Linked DNA regions of Homo sapiens: region 2 is linked to region 1. Evidence: read pairs that join two places in POLR2A ChIA-PET (ENCODE). Cell type or tissue: IMR-90. All regions are shown on one strand. Links, peaks and the distances in the headings refer to the core of each region. The heading gives the core; the rest is flanking DNA. Region 1 has its middle 19 kb from the start of MIR125B1. Region 2 overlaps MIR100HG (mir-100-let-7a-2-mir-125b-1 cluster host gene).

Evidence for each region. ChIA-PET counts read pairs that join two places held together with the same protein. Peaks named below come from ENCODE experiments on the same cell type or tissue, not always from the same donor. Only the 100,000 strongest peaks of a DNase experiment are listed, where the experiment ranks them.
Region 2: POLR2A ChIA-PET joins it to region 1 with 8 read pairs; 4 of 35 experiments call an interaction of 5 or more read pairs at or near these places.

What each region holds. Positions count from the first base shown.
Region 1 is chr11:122,075,843-122,085,290 of GRCh38, reverse strand. It overlaps a transcript of MIR100HG not described here. Among named protein-coding and RNA genes, the nearest start is that of MIR125B1, 19 kb to the left of the region's middle. In IMR-90, for the core only: no CTCF peak of the experiment used is centred there; no DNase peak of the experiment used is centred there.
Region 2 is chr11:122,206,236-122,215,683 of GRCh38, reverse strand. All of the region lies in intron 2 of MIR100HG (mir-100-let-7a-2-mir-125b-1 cluster host gene), which reads left to right. Among named protein-coding and RNA genes, the nearest start is that of MIR100, 59 kb to the right of the region's middle. RefSeq lists an enhancer at 1-34. In IMR-90, for the core only: no CTCF peak of the experiment used is centred there; DNase peaks (open chromatin) are centred at 5,553, 7,163 and 7,593; H3K27ac peaks cover 2,907 bases.

The DNA.
Region 1 (9,448 bases), core at 1,705-6,704:
ATAGGGATACTTTTAAAAATGAAAAATAGATATTTTGAAAAATCTGTTAGTATATTGTATATTCAGCTTTTACAAAGGAAGTTGTGGGCAAAGGGTGCACTATTTAATTGATCTAGGAATTCTGGCATCTGCTAACCTCAAGGAAAACACTATATATAGATAACAACAATGTGGAATGTCAAATTATTATTTTATGCGTATTTCTCTGCCAGTTTACTCTCTCTTCATTTAGGAGACTCAGATAAATATATATATAATATACATGATATATCATGTATATTATATATATATATATATATATATTTTTTTTTTTTTTAGACTGAGTCTTGCTCTGTCGCCCAGGCTGGAGTGCAGTGGCATGATCTTGGCTGACTGCAACCTTTGCCTCCTGGGTTCAAGCGATTCTTCTGCCTCAGCCTCCCAAGTAGCTGGGACTACAGGTGTGAGCCACTGCACCCAGCCTCAATTTTTGTATTTTTAGCACAGACAGGGTTTCACCATATTGACCAGGCTGGTCTCGAACTCCTGACCTCATGATCCACCCGCCTCAGGCTCCCAAAGTGCCAGGATTACAGACATGAGTCACCGTGCCCAGCCGATAATCATATTTTAAAGACATTTGACATTTGACATTCCATGATGTCAAGACTTCAGGCAAACCAGTCCTAAAAGATGTGTGTGTGTGTGTGTGTGTGTGGGTTTATTAACTTATATACATAACTTAGTCCATGCATATATCAGCCACCAAGTTTTTCAACACTTTGAGAAGTTGGTTATCCTGGCTTAAAAGATCCTAGTGAATTTTTACTAGGATGATGAAAATAATGATGAAATGAGCCTCAGCGTGTTGGGTTGGGGATCCCTAAGTGGCAGGTACATGCTTAGAAAGGAGGGTTGTCCAAAGATGAAACTATTAAAACTAGTCTCTCCTAGTAAAAATCACATGGGACATTACACTTGGCTCTGGTTATACCCTTTGTACATAACTATCTAAGTCACTTAATTTCCCACATTAGATAAGTGCCATTTTAGGTTTTTTCCTCTCAACTTTCTGATTATTACCCTTTGGGATAATGACTGCCGAAAGTCCCAGGTCATTTACTGACATCAGGTAAATCCAATTAGGGTTAAACTTGTGATATACTCAAGGACTAAAAGGAACCACAAAAAATTTTTTTTGTTTCTTTTCTTGCTGGTGCTTAGAGCAGTGTAAATGCTTGCCACAGGGATTGTGAGCAGTGCACCATGATTATTACAGTACCCAGCATTAGGTATTGTGTTGAGGAGGCTATATCATTGCTTACCAATAGTGGGAGGGAGAAAATTAAAAGTGCAGTAGCACTGTAATACACAAGTATTACAGAGTTTTTCCTTACTCTGCTCATAGTGTGATAACTGGTAGGTTCAGTGGAAAAGTAGGAACGAGCCAATGGTAGAATAATCACACTATCTAGAAAAGGACCTCTGCAACTTATCTTGAAGGCCTCTAGAAAAGGACCTCTGCAACTTCCCCACGCACTTGGAGTAACAGCAACACTTGCTCTCATAAACTACTATCGTGATTGTAGACTATGACTTATTCAACGAACTTGAATTAATAAACTAAGCAATCAACATTAGGGAGAGTTTGGGGAGGAATGTTAGACAGTGAAGGTCAAGAGACACATGTTCAAAGTTTCATTTTCGTGAATCAAAGGGGCTATGTTATAGATCTAACTCTATCGATAATTATTTTCTTTACAATTTCCATAGTAGAGTTAGCTCTTCAGTAAGAAGAGAAACAAGGTAGTTGACTTGTTCTTACTTTACAGAGATGTTGAATGTAAATATGGTATAGTGTTTTGAGAAGGTCTTTAGATTACACACCACTGGCTTTTAAATACCCAGGTTAACAGAGAGGAGCAGGGTGCAGATGTTATAAAAAATGAATATGGTCTTCAGAATATGCCTTAGATGCTCACTTCAGTCAAATTCCCTTTTTAATTCTAGGTTCATAGACTTTCACTGATGAAGAAGCCACAAAGGCCATCTTTTGCTTGAATTTCCTGTTAGCTTATAATGGACCACATTCCTGATCAGCAATTCCATCTTTGGACAACTCAGATCATTTGAATACTTTTTCTTTCTTTCTTTCTTTCTTTCTTTCTTTCTTTCTTTCTTTCTTTCTTTCTTTCTTTCTTTCTTTCTTTCTTTCTTTCCTTCCTTCCTTCCTTCCTTCTTTCTTTCTTTCTTTCTTTCTCTCTTTCTCTCTGTCTCTCTTTCTTTCTTTCTTTCTTTCTTTCTTTCTTTCTTTCTTTCTTTCTTTCTTTCTTTCTTTCTTTCTTTCTTTCTTTCTTTCTAATTGAGACAGAGTCTCGCTTTGTCACCAGGCTGGAGTGCAGTGGCACAAACTCGGCTCACGCAACCTCTGACTCCCTGGTTCAAGCGATTCTTTTGCCTCAGCCTCCCGAGTAGCTGGGATTACAGGCACATACCACCATGCCCAGCTAATTTTCGTTTGTTTGTTTGTTTGTTTGTTTGTTTGTTTGTTTGTTTTTCAGTAGAGATGGGGTTTCACCATGTCGCCCAGGCTGGTCTCAAACTCCTGACCTCAGGTAATCCACCTGCCTCGGCCTCCCAATGTGCTGGGATTACAGGCGTGAGCCACCGTGCCTGCCGAATACTTTTTCTTAATATTGAATCACAAAGGCATCGTCTTTTATTGTTTCTTATTTTAGCCTTAGGAGATATAGTGTAAGTCTATTAAGTCTAGTCTCTCTTCTATTTGTCAGTCTTACAGATATTTCAAAGAAGAAATCATGTTCCGTCCAGAGTCATTTTTCTCTGGGCTGCACACCCTTAGCACTTGCAGTCATTCCTCCCATGGCATTATTTCACATGCCTTCATCATTCTTGTGAGTCTCCACATTCCAGTTGGTTTGGTTGCCTTGTTAAATGTGCTACTCTGGATTGAATGCTTTTTTCTAGATGTGGACTGACAAATGGGAAGAAATGCATGATGATCACCTTTATAAAATTTTTCCCTAAGTACTGGATTTCCAGGAATAAAATTCCTATTAATCTTTTTAGCAACCATCTATCAGTATTGATTCATCTTATCTTACCATCTATTAAAACACTTAAGTCTTTTCTATACATGCTGCTGTCAAACTCTATTTCCCTCATCCTAAAATTCAACTCATCATTCCATCTCCCAATATTTTTTTTATCCTAAGACATCTGCTAAATTAAGATTGTTTTTCAGAGTCATCTTATTCAAATGTTTGACTCAAACTTACCCAAAAGAGATCATAAGAAGCTGAGTCAAGTCACATACTGAAGTTAGGATTCCAAATGTCATTCCCCAAAGCTATCAGTCTAATAACTAACAAAGAAAGAAGTGAAGTTAGTTTTGCATGGTTAGTTTTATTTGTTTGTTTTCATTGGCCTCATATTTACATGTTTTTTTTTTTTTTTTTTTTTTTTCTTAACAACTACTGATGCTAGGAAGAAGCTATCTAGATAAATGATGGATAGCCAGAGAAAGTTGATCTGGGATCAACATTTTGCTTCAGGTAATCAAAAAAGGCAACATTTTGTATGTGAATAATTGAGATTACTATAGTGCATACACTGATGTTTTAAATAACTGGATTTTTCTCTTTCTTGCTATCTTATTGGGTTGATAATTATCCTTACTTGAAAGAGGAGATTTAGGGTAAGTAGAGTAGGAAATCTTCTGTCTATACTATTTATGGATATTAACATGTCTATATATCCTCAAAACTTACCTATCCCACAAAATAAAGTAAAAGTAAATGTGATTCAAAAATATATGTTTTTGGCTTCTCACTATAGTAACAATCCTCTATATAAGGTGGGTATGATCTGGCACCTGTTCAAGGGGCTTATCTACCAAAGTGCCTAAAGAAATTAATAGTAAGGAATTTCAACTCAATTAGAATTCTTTAAATGAATTGAAATTCATGAAAAAGCAGTTTCACAATCTGGCTCCTGAAGACAGAATTCTTAGCAAGGCTCCAATGTACTATGCTGTTGCATGGTGATGTGTATTGGGTCATTGAAAGCACCCTTTTCATTCCTGCCCTCACTCCTGTACTGAGAGTTGGTGATTCTTTCTCTGTATTCCATTTGCTTTTGCCCTTCCTTCTTTCCTTTTTCTCTATCTTTCCTTTTCTCATTGGTATTTCATGTTTCTTTTTTCACTGATTTTCTGAAAAGTCATGGTTCTTTCCACTAATTATGATTTTTTTTTTTTTTTTTTGAGATGGAGTCTCGCCCTTCACCCAGGCTGGAGTGCAATGGCGCAATCTCAGCGCAATGCAACCTCTGCCTCTCGGGTTCAAGCGATTCTCCTGCCTCAGCCTCCTGAGTAGCTGCGATTACAGGCATGCACCACCATGCCCAGCTAATTTTTTGTATCTTTAGTAGAGTTGGGGTTTCACCATGTTGCCTAGGCTGGTCTTGAACCCCTGACCTCATGATCTGCCTGCCTCGGCCTCCCAAAGTGCTGGGATTACAGGCATAAGACACCATGCCCAGCCAATTATGGATTATTTAAGAGCCATTACTGCTTGAATTTGGTGTACATATTTGGCTTTGCTTCTGATGCTACTATTGTTCCCTTAAAACTTCATTTGAGTAAACCAATGTTAAAATTACTTCTAAAACTTCATGTAGGAAGTCATATGGATTCTGTACTCTCCTTGAAGAAAAGGAAGAAAGAAAGAAAGAAAGAAAGAAAGAAAGAAAGAAAGAAAGAAAGAAAGAAAGAAAGAAAGAAAGAAAGAAAAGAGCCCTTTCTAGATGGTTTCTATGCTTTTTCTCCGAGTTACTTGTATACTGTCCTCTTTTGCTATCTGGTTTCTTTCACAGGGGAAAAGATTAAATACTTAAAAGCTGTCCCAACCCTTCTTTTCTGTTTCAATGAGTATCACTATTCACTTTCCCTATTCTCTGCAAGACCACTGCTCCTGTTCACCAAGTGGTTCTTCAACTAGGCTGAGCATCAAAATCACCCTGGAGAGCTGGTAAACCACAGGTTGTTAGAGCCCCTCTAGACTTCCTGATCCAGCAGGTGTGGGATAGAGGCCTGGGATTTACATTTTTTGTAAGTTTCCAGGGGTTGCTGCTGTTGTAGGTCCTGGGACCACACTTTGAGAATCATTGCTCTAATTCCAAACCATGATTTCATCCTTTCTCAAACATTTCTTCCACAGGATAAATAATCCCAGTTCTCTTAATGTTTTTAAAAAATACCATCTATTTCTAGAACTCTTACCATCAGCATAGCTTTTCTTTGAACTGTTTCTGAATCTATCCTTAGCTGGATGGCTAGAACTAGATACAGGGCTGTAGGTAATTCTGGTGTAATAAAAATACAAACTCCTTATATTTTAATGATTTCTCCCAAAGGGTTAGAGCAATACATTTTAATCTATTATTTAGTTTGTCTGCCTAGTATTCATATGATATTATCTCATTTTGGTAAAGGAAATATTTGGGGTAGAATATTGAGCAGGTACCATGAAGACCTGCAGGACAACACTTGAGCCCAGTTTTCCTGACTCCTCGTTCACAAGTCTTTTTTGTGAAGACTTGAATTTTTGGAGGATTTTTGTAAATTTTAAAATCCAAAGTCCAGTTCAGTTCATTGAATCAAGGTGAACTGCTTCAGCCTACTAATACACTGTTTAAAAGGGAGAAATTTGCTTGATTTTGAGTCCAAATTGTTATTGGCTGTGCTTGATTTAAAGAATTCTCTTCAAACAATATGAAAAACTCGAAGTCTTTTATCTAGACTTTTATTTATTTATTTTTATTTTATATTATTTTATTTTATTTTTGAGATGGATTCTCGTTCTGTCACCCAGCTTGGAATGCAATGGCGTGATCTCGGCTAACTGCAACCTCCGCCACCCGGGTTCAAGCCATTCTCCTGTCTCAGCCCCCCGAATAGCTGGGATTACAGGCATGAGCCACCACACCTTGCTAATTTTTGTATTTTTAGTAGAGATGAGGTTTCACCATGTTGGCCAGGCTGGTCTTGAATTCCTAACCTCAACTGATCCACCTGCCTCAGCCTCCCAAAGTACTGGAATTACAGGCGTGAGCCACTGCGCCTCACCCCTAGACCTTTATTTTTATGACCACAGGTAATGTCTTCATACTGTGTGGCTTTTAGTTTACTAAGCATATTAATGTGGGTGCAGTGTGTCCCAAAATTTTACCTCTTGTAGTAAAATAGCCTTCTGTCTCTACAAGTTGATTAAGACATTTTTTCATTGTTTCCAATCTTGCTATTCACAAGATCATTAGGAATTTCTACATTTATCATTTGCTTGACTTTATGTACGTATTTCCACTTGCAAAAATGGAAATAGAGATTAGAGGGAAAGCAGTTTCTCCACCTACCAATTTTATTATTTACTTGATCTCAAAGTCCTTTAGCTCCTTAAGCCCCATGGTCCCCTCTCTGCTTTTCTTACATCCTGTCTTATCTCCCCATCATGAAAAAAAAAATGAAGAGCCTGACAGCTTATAAGGCCATAAAGCTGGATTAGATAGGTTTTTAAGGGTCTTATTGTTTGCCCCTAAACCATTATTGCAAAAGTGAAAGGCTCCAACTGTTCCACTGACATTCAAATTGCCGTCAGCAAGGTATTAGAAGGAATCTCATTTATTACCACCAAGGAAATAAATAACACCAATGGACTGAGTGTCTTTCATCCAAATTAGACTAACCAAATCAATTCAAATCATTAGAATACATTATATCCAATTAAATATAAATCTGCCTTGTAAATAGCCACTTACCTGCTTGCCCAGAGCAATGTAATGCTTTATGCTAAACTAACAGTTTAAGAAATTATAGAATTGACTGGCAAAATATCTTAATGAGTTGTTACATATTTTTATAGTTAATTCATTCAATAAACATTAATTTAGGACATACTATGTCCTGGGAATACAAAGATGAATGATACATAATCCTTGTCATCAAAGAACTCACCTCATTAGGGGAAACAGACATGTAAAGAAATGCTGACCCTTAGTAACATTTAGTCTCTGGAAAATTAACGGTGTGAATTTCTGCCTGATTCAAGCATGGGGGGACAGCAGGAAGATGAAGAGACTAGAGAAAATATCTAGAAGAAAGTAAAAGATGAAAACTTGAGACAGACTGCATAAAGGATTATGTCCAGTGCCTTCCAGTGGACATGGAAATACAGGTTTAAGTTAAGTTGAACATAATGAAGAAGGTGGGCCTGTGTAGGAGTGGTAAACATTGTATTCCAAAGTCAAATAGAAATGACTTTCTGATTATCAAGAAGGTTGAAGTACCTGTGATCCCATTCCATCTGTTCTCACAGATAATTATACCAAATACGCTAAAAACATATTTGCAGGGGAATCACTAGCAATGGGGGAAACATTCACATTCTTTGACTTATGCTTCTATCCCCTAGATAGTCCATTTGCTTAAGTAATAATATGCTCTTTCCTTTATATATCAAGCTTTAACTCACCCACATTTAGGTGAAAACATATGTTAAAGACACACAGGGAGCCACCCACACTTTCCTTAAATAATGGCCCTGTTCTCTTTAAACAATGGCATTTGGTAGGTGGCCAGCTGGACTTAGGCTGGACTATCTGAGATCATGGTACATAGTGAGGACAGACAAGTGTTTGTGCAGTAGAAACTAACTGATCTATACAAGGATTGAATTTACATCTTGAACGCCAAGTCCAAACCAGCTGATTATAGAATCATACTAGGTAAGAAGATTATCTTTTTCATTTTAGGTTTTCAGTATCTTCTTTGAAAAGGCACATTCCCCACTGAATCTCTTAATTGAGATTAAGTGCTGAGTTTGAGAACCCCCACCATGGTGGGTCACCAGGGCCTTTTTTAGACCTTTCAGAGAAAAGAGGTTCTACAGTGAAGTATCAAGTTCATTGAATGTACAACCAGGTTGACTCCAGAAATGAAATAACCTTAAAAGCAATGCTGAGAAAAATGTTATAAGTAGCTTTTGAACCCTAAAAGAAAGTCATATAAAAAACAAGTTACCTTCTTCCTGAGTCATTCATTTTTACCTTTTTAGAAAACTATTTATTTCCATTTTCAGCCCTACTCACCATCCTGCATTGTCCAAGATGTTTTGCAATAATTATAGTCTTATTATTAGCTAATAACCATGAATTCACCTTTTTACCCGATTCTTCAGTTTATACGTTCTGCTCTAGAGAATGTTTAAAATCTTGCTATCAGGTTCTGCATACTGGCATTTCTTGTGTGTGTGCGACCAGCTTTCAATCAGAGCATTGCTGAGTTCTCATTGGCCAATTTTCTTACGGTCTGAATGCCAGTCAGTAATGCCCATTCACAAAAGCATGGGATGAGGCAATCATGCTTGCAGTGAGGAAGTCTCTCTCATGCTTTTTATTTCGTATGTAGCTGATAATCACTTTTTCTTGCATCTGGCTAAATGTCTGACCATGTGAAGTCCCATGAATACTAAAGAGCAAGTGCCCCAAATATGTGCACATTTTTATTGTATAATTGATGCAAGTGACTGCTCTGTGAATAAAATGTTTGCACATACAGTGACTTTGTGTTGGGCCAGGAGCTATTTACTGGGAGCCAGCAGAGGCTCTTTATACAACTGAGGCCCTGGTTGAGCCTCCCTTGTGAAGTTGGACAGAATTTTCTCCAGCATTCTCCCATGTGGTAGTGCTCTGCCTAACCCGTAGCTCTGTCCTGTGTCTCCTGCCCTTAGGGTCTTGAGCTCAGCTCTCTGTACCTGTTAGAGAGTACCTGATAGAGTAACGTTTCTCTAACATATTATTTAATAAGCTGGGGTCCTCCCATGGGTATTAGGGCTTTAATAAAGGAACCTAGAAGACTGACAAGACTTCTCTGCTCAAGGAAGGATTCTCCAATGATTGATTTTTTTTTCTTTGACCCCATGGCAGACTTGCAGGGGTGAAGGGAGGAACCCAAGATAAATCACTCTTATTATATTTTTCAACACAATTTGTCTGGGAAGACTGTTAAGCAGACAAAGCTTATCTTTTGTTCCCGCAGCTCTACTTCCTACTTTGCTCCAATAACCTGGACACTCTATGCCCTTCTGTTTCTGTCACTTGCTTTCAAATCCAAACCCACTGAAGTTCAATTACAGATGTGCCCTGAGACAGGTTCTTGCTCCTGTGTCTCCATCATTATTGTGCCAGCAGAGCGAGAGACATTCATTCCATCCACGCAGGAGGACCAGAAAACATGCTACTTTTGAGGAATGTACATGAGCAAAAGGATACCAATTGGTATCCTAAAAGGTTCACGTGACAATAGAATCATTAATACAGTGTCTCAGAGTTCCAGATGCACCTTCTCCCTTTGCTTTTTAAATACTTAAGATTTTAATCACTGGAATGGAAC
Region 2 (9,448 bases), core at 2,907-7,906, 130 kb before region 1:
TGCCTTGCTTGGCTGTGGTTTGGGGTGGCATTAACACCATGATTTCTTTCAGGGCCCACTGAAGGTTGGTTTCTGCGCTCCTGCGCCACCTGCTGTCACCAGCTCCAAGTGCAGGCTCCCCAGTCGCCAGCCCTGGGCTCCCGGCCCCAGCCAGAGTCCAAACCTCAGACCAACCAGATGTTACTTAGGCTGCCAGATTTCTGTCTGGGCCTTATCTGTACCGTCTTCACTGGCTCACTAGATCAGAATCCCAAATGTCCCTGGATGACTTGCCTCAAGTCACGCAGACCCTGAGCTCTTTGGCCAGAAAGAGGAAGCCTGTTTGATTGGGGGTTGCTGACCAGTGGCTCCTGCCAGCTTTCTGAATGTGTGGCCAGTGGAGGCCGGCCTCTCCTTAGCAGTGAAAATGCAAATGGATTTCTTTAGAAATGTCAACAGACACTTGACACTTATCCTTTAAGGTACTCCCCAACGTGTCTCCTGACTGGGCCAAATTTAGTTTCTCCCAAATTGCTCAGAAATGGAATGTTTGCTTTTTACTTTTTAGCACTCTGGGCTTTTCTACAAACTCATAAAAGTTGGTGATTCTAACCAAGGGATCACAAGAAAGTGGGGTGCTACTTTTTATGAATTAAATTCAGTACCCCCATTATTCTCTGTTTTAGGTTGAAGATCTCTTGATGTCAGGGACTTATGCATTTGCTCCCTCTCCATCACACACAGCCTGGCACACAGTAGGTGCTTCACACAATCTTGTTAAAAGGAGCAGACTCTATCTGGTCAAAATCATTCTTGGAAGTTCTTTTCTATTTGTTTGTTAAAAGGAAAAATGGCCAGAGTTGAGACTGTGAAAGTTCATTCCTGATTTCAGACCAAAAAAAATAAAGCTGAACCTGAGAGAAAAACAATGATGAGTGCAAGTTGTGATTTCTATGATCACTCTGATAAGAATGAGGATCGTGACCGGCTGTGGTCTCCCAAGGTTTGAAAAAAGAGAAATATATGCATGCAGGAGAGAACTGAGTTAGATATGAGATAGAACTTCCTAAGAGCAGAGGTTATGGGATACCCTTATAAAATACAAATGGGGGTTTATGCTAGCAAATACTCTAGAGAGAGATACACATCCATGTAGTTCAATAAACACTTATTAAATTCCTGCATTATGCCAGCACTGTATTAGATACTGGAGTAAAAAAGATTGTAAAGTATAGTACCTGGTCACCAAGAAGACAGAGACTAACAAGCAGACAATTTCAATATAATTTCCTGATTGCTAAGAGAGAAGTATATGTGCCCAGGGTGTTGTGGGAGAATATGAAAGTGCACTAATTCAAGCTGTGTAGTCAGGGAAGGCTTCCTGGAGGAGGTAGTGCTTCTACTGAGTCTTACTATTGGGTGAGAGATATCTAGAGAAATAAATGCAGTCAGCATATTCCAGCAAAGGTGGAAAGCTAGATTAGCTGATGTACAAACATCTTCAGGTCACAGAAACTCCTTTTAGTCCTTCTGAATTGAGTCATCTGGGAAATGCTGTTGTCCCACAAGAAATGTCTTACAATTCTGGCAGCCTAAAGGGGCTCAGTTTTCTATTGCATGTTCAGCTTGTCACCTTGTTAGGACAGCCTCTTATAGACTTAGGAGGGAAAGAGTAAAAGAGGGAATCTTATTTTCATTTGCATCCAAGGATCATGATCCATTAAGCAGCCTCTGTGCTCTAACATTCAGGGAGCTGCAGGACTGGCATATCCTTGATGCATCAGATCTGATATATTTGTGTTCAAAGGGAACAAACCAACTACTACTGATAAGTTCTCTCACAGCAGCTACTTTTTGAGTTCCAACAGGTTGTTGTACCTAGCCCCATTGTACAGGTGGGGAAACTGAGGCTGAGGGGCACAGAGTCACTTTCTAGGCCCTGGGGAATAACTATTGGCTACTGCATAGTAATTTAGCTTCTTATTTCTCACTGTACCTTCCCAGGGTGGGAACCTCTGAGAGTCAATTTTCCCAGAAAGAGGCACTTTCGAAATGGCAGGCCTGTTAGTAATGGCCTGTTTCCACTGGGTATCCTGCCCATTGGGCTGGCACTATGGGAGTGGGGGTTCCCAGCCACCCCAGGGAGGTCATTCAATCCCAGCCATGGCAGCTGGTGTCCTTGGTGCCCTGGACCACCATCAGAGAACGGAATCTGCGGGAAAACAAAGAGTGCAGCCGTGGCGGCAGACCTGAGCCCTCCACGCCTGCTTGCCCAGGGCAGGTCCCAGTGGGGTTAGTGCCAGGGGCTGTGCTGATTCTCCACCCCCTTCCCGGCCCCTCGGCTCATCTGCTGGCTTTCAGAACTCCAGCCATCCTGAATGGGTCTTTGTGCGCACCCCAGGAGCTGGCTCGGAAGAGCCTGATGGAAATGCTGGACAGAGACATCTCCTCTGGATCCAGGCACAGCCCGTCATGGTGCCATCTTGCGGGAGTCAGGCTTTTATTGTTTCACCACGTTGCTCTATCTGGGAGTGGGTTGGGACCTGGTGAATGGGAGAAATATTCTGCACCCCTGACAGTGGGGTCATGGGTAGGGCCGAGGGGATGGCAGCACCTCTGTCACTTTCCCACAGCTCTCTTTCCCACGGTCAGTCTTTGCTACTTTGCCCCCCTGAGATGATTGTGATAATATTAATAACAAGAGGCATCGTTAATGGTCACTCCCGAGGTGCCAGGCATTGTGCTGAGGGTTTCATTCCATTGAATACGTGTTCTCAAAGATCCTGTGGGATGTGTTGTCTTATTATTCTCATTTTACAGGTGAAGAAACCAAGGTTAGGAGATGTTAAGCTACCTGCCCAGGTAATTCTGAACAGGAAGATGAGCACAGATTGGATGCAACTCTGCCCTTACCTCCTCCTTCCAGCCTTCAAGGTGTCTCTTTCCAATCATTGAGGTCCTAAGGCCACTTGTACTCTCATTCCTAAGAAATCCCTGAGCTCCAGGGCGCCAGCACAGACAAAAGCCTGGTTCTGGCAAAATGTGAAAAGCCTCGTGGCCTCTCAGATTCCTTTTTTTAATGCTGTGCTTTTTTTTTTTTTTTCTGAAATCAGGGGTGTATTTTATTTTATAAGATAGAAGAAATTGTAGATGTATAAGGAACACGTTGGAGTACAACTATAGATTGAAAATTGTGTTAAAGGACCTTATCTCCATCCTCAAAAAACAAAATGGTTTTATGAGACAAGCAAGTACCACATAAGGGCTGGAGTGCAGGATGCATTTCAGATGTCAGTGGTCCCAGCTCTGTCACCGCCGGCACTGCTCTGGCCAGGCGTCCTCTGTAGATGCAGGGATGAGGGTTAATTCCAGGTGTCTGACTCTGAGGCTCTCTTTGGCTGGGTTGGAGAGTAGGCAGAAATCTTGTTTTTATTTTTTTAATAGACAGAAGCAGTGGTGATAATGGCATCTACTCACCTGCCTGGCTTCTCTTCTATGTATGACAAGAGTGTCATTTAGGAAGGGTGATTGATATAGCTCTCTTATGGAGCAAACTCGATGACCCTTTTAGGGGAATGAAGTTTTAACCATGACTTTTAGAGCAGCTCTGTTAGCTGAGCCAAACAGCCAACTGGGAAGGGCTGTGAGTATCTCTCTGTTTGGAAAAAGGCTATAAATAATCTATGGTAAACAAATAAACAAAAACACCAGAAGAAACACAGGTTAGATCTTCAGAAGAACTTCCTAGCTGTGCAGTGTGGTAAGACATCAGGCAAAATTGTAAGTTGTGCCCCAGAATTTGCTGAGCTCCCCTCCCCTCCCCTCCCCTCCTGTCCCCTCTCCTCCCCTTCCCTCCCCTTCCCTCCCCTTCCCTCCCCTTCCCTCCCCTTCCCTTCCCTTCCCTTCCCTTCCCTTCCCTTCCCTTCCCTTCCCTTCTTCTCCTCATCTTTTTTTGAAAGAAAGTTAGCTTCTAACTCTCTAGGCTGTTATCTGTATAGCCCATACCATTCCCAAGTTAGAGGAATGACCATTGACTATCATAGGCCTCATATAGAGAACCTTTATATCCATCATTAACACATGACAAAGACACTCTCTAGAATTTGAATCCTCAACATTGTGTGTGGTATAGTGTGTTATTCCCCTCAGTGTGAAAAGTTAATGTCCATTCCTAGCCACTACTGCATTCAACCCCAGAAATATCAATGCTCTAATGATGGGTAAACTGTCTGAGTTGTTTTTTCTATTAATTATTCTCCAAGTTGCTTTCTACAGTCTTTTTTTTTTTTTTTTTTTTTTTGAGATGGAATCTCTCTCTGTTGCCCAGGCTGGAGTGGTGCAGTCTTGGTTCACTGCAACTTCCACCTCCCGAGTTCAAGTGATTCTCCTGCCTCAGCCTCTCGAGTAGCTGGGATTACAGGCACACACCACCATGCCTGGCTAATTTTTTGTATTTTTAGTAGAGATGGGGTTTCACCATGTTGGCTAGGCTGGTCTCGAACTCTTGACCTCAGGTGATCCGCCCACCTCGGCCTCCCAAAGTGCTGGGATTACAGGCGTGAGCCACTGCACCTGTCCTCTACAATCTTTACACTGCTCTCTGATATCCAAGGATCTTTACCAGAGCATATTTCTTCATTAGACTATTGCTATCATCGTGGATTATTATTACAACTTGATTGTGGTGATATATAATAAATGTTTTATGATTTGAGGAAGGGAAGTATAAGTGCAGCAGAGAAATACCCATCACCATCAAGATAATAGTCTGTAGAGGGTTAAGGTCCTAAGACGTATGGTGTTGAACAAACAAAAATCATAAACAGCCATTAGCCCACTTCCAACTTCAGCCCCTTTCAACTCACTATGATGTCATGCTCTGGTGTTTTTCTTGGGAGTCACTTGTTTCTTTTTTATTTGCTAGTCTCATTTCTGAGAGTGGAACTTGCTATTAAAACAAATAATAGTTAAAGATAGTAGAGTTCAAGAGCTTAGGGGATAATTCAAGGCAGACACTGGAAAGAACTTTTTGATTGTGACAAGGAGAATATATCGAAGAAAACCTTGTTTAAATAGGGCAAGTGAAATTTACCTCTGGGGCATGGGCTACTTGAAGTTTGAGTAACTTTCTAGGTCTCAGTCCTTTAATTATGGGGTAACATGTGAGTCATAGGACAATTTCTTCTTTGTGAAGAAAGCTGTCAATTTATTTGTTGGACTTTGGTCAGTAGGCAATGCAGAATCACTTGTGACCAGTGCAGGCAACAAAGAATCACCATGAGTTTTGGAACATAAGAGTGACATAATCAGAGACATGTATTAGGGAGACTAAACTACAAGTCACATGTAAAATGGATTACAGTGGATAGATCCTAGCAGTAAGAAACCAAGTAAGAAGATATAGCAATAGTCCAATCAAGAAAAAATGAAAACTTCACTGAGGATAATTGCAGTAGGAATAAAAGAAAGGGACTAATTCAAGAAATACAATGGAGAAAGAATGGACAGAGCTTGGCAACTAAGCAGCTATAAAGGAGGGGCATGCGTGAGGGAGGAATTAACTATGACACAATCAGATTTCCCCAGAGAGCAACTGGGCATTTGTCCAATGGCCAATGGGAGCAACTGAACTTTCTGCACTTTTCTTGCCGACAAACAAGCAGGGAGTAACAGTGGCCTGTTAGCTGTGCAAACTCCCCCATAACCTCTCATGATGAGGGGAGTATGACCCTGTCATAGGGTGAGTCAAGATTAGAAATAGGGCAGTGGATGCAGGTTTGTACTTCCCTGACGGGTGATGCCATTTGATGCGTCCCATTGCCCCAACCCTTCATGGTGATAATATCTAATACTCAGGTTGCTTTTAGTTAGTGGGGCTCTCTGCACACAAAAGTGAGGAGAATTCTGCAAAGAATTGGGAGAAAGAAATTTAACAGAAAGTGCCATGGCAATATCCTGCACCACCCACTGGCAGTGTTGAGTGACTTTTAGTGTTTTAAATTAGTTCCCACCCTCACTTTTTTTGTACCATTTTCCTACTTATAAATTCAAGGCTGTGGTACCAGATTTCCTTGGCTTTAGCAATGAAATGGAAATGACTTTTAATTAAGTCCTGTGTTTATTGCTGTGATGCCACCCAAAGGCAGTAGGCATTTGGAAATGTAGTGAAGATGTGGCACATTAATGGCCTTCAAGATGAAAGATTTTGGTATGGGACTATTGGGCTTGTCTTCTTGGAGTCTCCCTGTGGGCCTCTCAGATTACCTGGCAGTATGTTTGCTGACTCTAGGACAAGAAAAAAATATTCTTTTGCTAAACAAAGCCCAGGCAACCAAAGCTTTTTCTTTAGAGATCTACCTGGGCCCAGGGGGGTTTCCTCTTTTTATGACCCAGATTGGTCCCTAGCCAAAAACCTATGAAATTCCCTGAAGATGAGCAGCTCTTGAGTCCTGCTATATTCTAAATGAAAGACAAGAAACTTGACCCTCTCACCATCCCATTTGGTTTCCCACATTGAAGACTGCTCTGAGTTTAGGATGTTCTTTCCCTTCTTGGTATGGAAATGTGAACCTCTACTATTCATTAGCTGATATAGAAAAACCAAGCATCCTTGTAATTAAGCCAGGCAAATTTCAGTTTGTAAAATTTCCTCAAAAGCATAGACATGTGGTTACTTCTGATTGCCAAGTACCCAGTGGGGGCTGAAAGTCTCTGGGTTGAGTGGCACTGGGGGCTCTTGGTAGAGCCCCCTCCCAGGAGATTGACCACCAGAGACCCTCTTGTCCATCATGCCAGGCTTTTTGATAAGGATGTTAGAACCAGATTACGTTCCTAGAATTTATTTATCCATCTGCAAATGAGATTTGCCCTGATTTTTTGCCTTTTAAGTTAAAAATGGCAGTTTTTTACCTTGTGACCCTTTAGTTTCTGTCTGAGTAAGAAAGTTCTGCTCTAAATGAGTGCTCTCATATCTCTGGACACATGTAGGTCATCTCATCTGTGAGAATGAGTTCAAATTTCCCTTTTCAAGAGATCCTGTTTCCCCATCTGAAGAATGCCTTCAGACTCAGAGCACAGATCTGCAATGCCGTGGCCTTACTAGCCATGAGTTAATGCCAAGAATCAAGGACACACTTCTTTCTGTGATACATTTTTATTGTGGGAAGGACACTATTTGGTTTTCTGGCAAGTACCTCTCAGAATTGGTCAGTTCTCAATGATCTGCACCAGATTAGGTGCTTTATTATTCATGGATAATTTTAAATTCCAAACTGGCTATGCCACCGCTTGACCTGTTCTCATTAAGATAATCTCTCAATGTCTTCCTCTAAGCTAGAAATAGCTAGGGAATGTTATGTATTCTGATGTAAGCATAATAGAAAATAAACAAAGAGGTGAGTTTGTTGAAAAGTCATGGTGTAACAATTTCAAAATCAGGAAAAAAAAACAACTTTAGACTAATCTAAATAATTCTTTGGAATTGAGTTATTTCTACCCAAATATCATGATTACTTAAAAAAATCAAAGTTATGCATTACTGACTCCATCTTCCTCCCAAAGCCAGAACTTACGAGAATGTGATTGCAATACTGAACCCTGAACCTAGTTGAAGTTCAGGAATGAGAGGGTACTGACACATGTAAATACTTCTTTCAACTTGTGATCCCGTGGGGCTTGCACTAAAAGCCTCTCTAGCCCTTTCTCAAGACGGTCTTCAAGGGAGCCGGCCCTGAGCCATCTTGTCCGTCCTCTGAAATGGGATGAAGCCCAATTAGGCGAAGTAAAAACAGAGTGAAAATAGGTTGCATCTCACCCTCTCTCTGGGAAAACTGTCCTATGCCTACTCCACCTTAAAAGCGAAACGTGCACTTTTTGTGTGCAGAGACAGCACGAAGTGGGCCCCCTGCTCTTTTCAGGGAGGGAATGTAAGCAGATCTCTGAAGAAACCACTTGGCTCAGCAATTTTAGGGCTTGTTGTAATTGGCCTGGCCTAAAAGAATTCAGCAAGCTGTACCTGTGCCAAGGAAAATGCAAACGCTTCCCTGAAACAGAGGCGTTTAGAATGGAGGAGAGGAGCTGGGCTCATCTGCGAGCTTGAGTGGAACAGCAGTGGGGACAGGAGAGCTGCGACATTGGAGAAGTTCCAAAGAGGCTGTTTCCTTGCTTAGCCACGGGTGGAAGTCACATCCACTGAACTGTCACCTGGCAGGGTGAGTGGGGTCTGCCGGAGAAGGATGTAGAATGGGAGGCCTCCTCCTTCCATTCTCATCCTCCTCATTGCCCTGAGGAGTACAGCCCCCAGTGTGGCCAGTTGCTCAGTGGTCCTCTTCTGAGTTCAGCCTCCACTGCCCTTATCTGGGCACTGGGGACTAGGAATGTTCTTTCTGACATTCCCAGGCCAGGACGATTCCTACAGACTGACTGCTCCTGATTCTTTGTGGCGTCTGACATGTCTTTTCTGTTAAAAACATAAAACCTAGAAATGATTATTTGGATATTCTGTTATTTTCCTTCACAGCACCCTATAATCCTTTGCAGGAGTTTTACACTGGGCTGTGCTTCTCCCTTTCACCTGTTACTCTGTGACCCCTGGGAGGGTTGGCCTAGTCATCCTAGTCGGGTTCCTCATGCTTACCATGGTCTTTGGCCAAGAGTAGTTACTGAGCAAATGATTGTTAACTGACTAGTAGTAACTCAGGTTACTGTGGAACTTGATTTCTACTTCTATCCTGTATCTTGAGCATATAGGAGGTGTCTAGTCAACACTTGATGGATTCAGATTTTTCTCGTGAATTAACCATCTTTTGCAGCCAGGAAGGTGCCCTTTGATTCTCTCTCCTGAGAAGTGACCTAGTCGGGAAATGGAGACACCAAGTCTTATGATGGGTCTAGCTTTCTTCCTGTTTCTTTCTACTCAGAAGATCTTTCAGTGCCCGGCCTCCTTCTTCCTCCTCAGCATTTACCCTTTTTCCTGCCTCTCATCGCCCCTTGAGACCCCGTGATGGTCTTGGAAATGTCCCAGATATCTTAGACCTCCTATGCAGTTTCTCCCTTCACATCTTCCTACCTCTAAATGTTTCTCCCTTTTCCTTCATCCCTAAACTCTTTTTGTCTCCTTTGTCTGAGCTCAGTGTTCCCTCTGCTCAATCAGAAGTCAATTCTCGAATGCTCCATTTCTCTTATCTGACACCCTCATCGGCTTTGCACCCTTTTTTGCAACTCTGTCCAGGATAATATCATGAAAGCAACTCCAAACGCATACCACATACCAGCCCCGCCCAAAGCCCCGTAGTTCCTTCCTTTTTAGCAACCTGCACCCTTTCAACCGCCCCTACCCCTATTCTTATGCCTTCCCAGCCTGCCATGTAAGGCTCACACATAGACGCAAAAGATTGCAGAAAAGGCAACAACGTCACCTACAATTTTTACTGGTACTGTGTGTCCCAAGTATGTCTCCTCAAACTGTAGG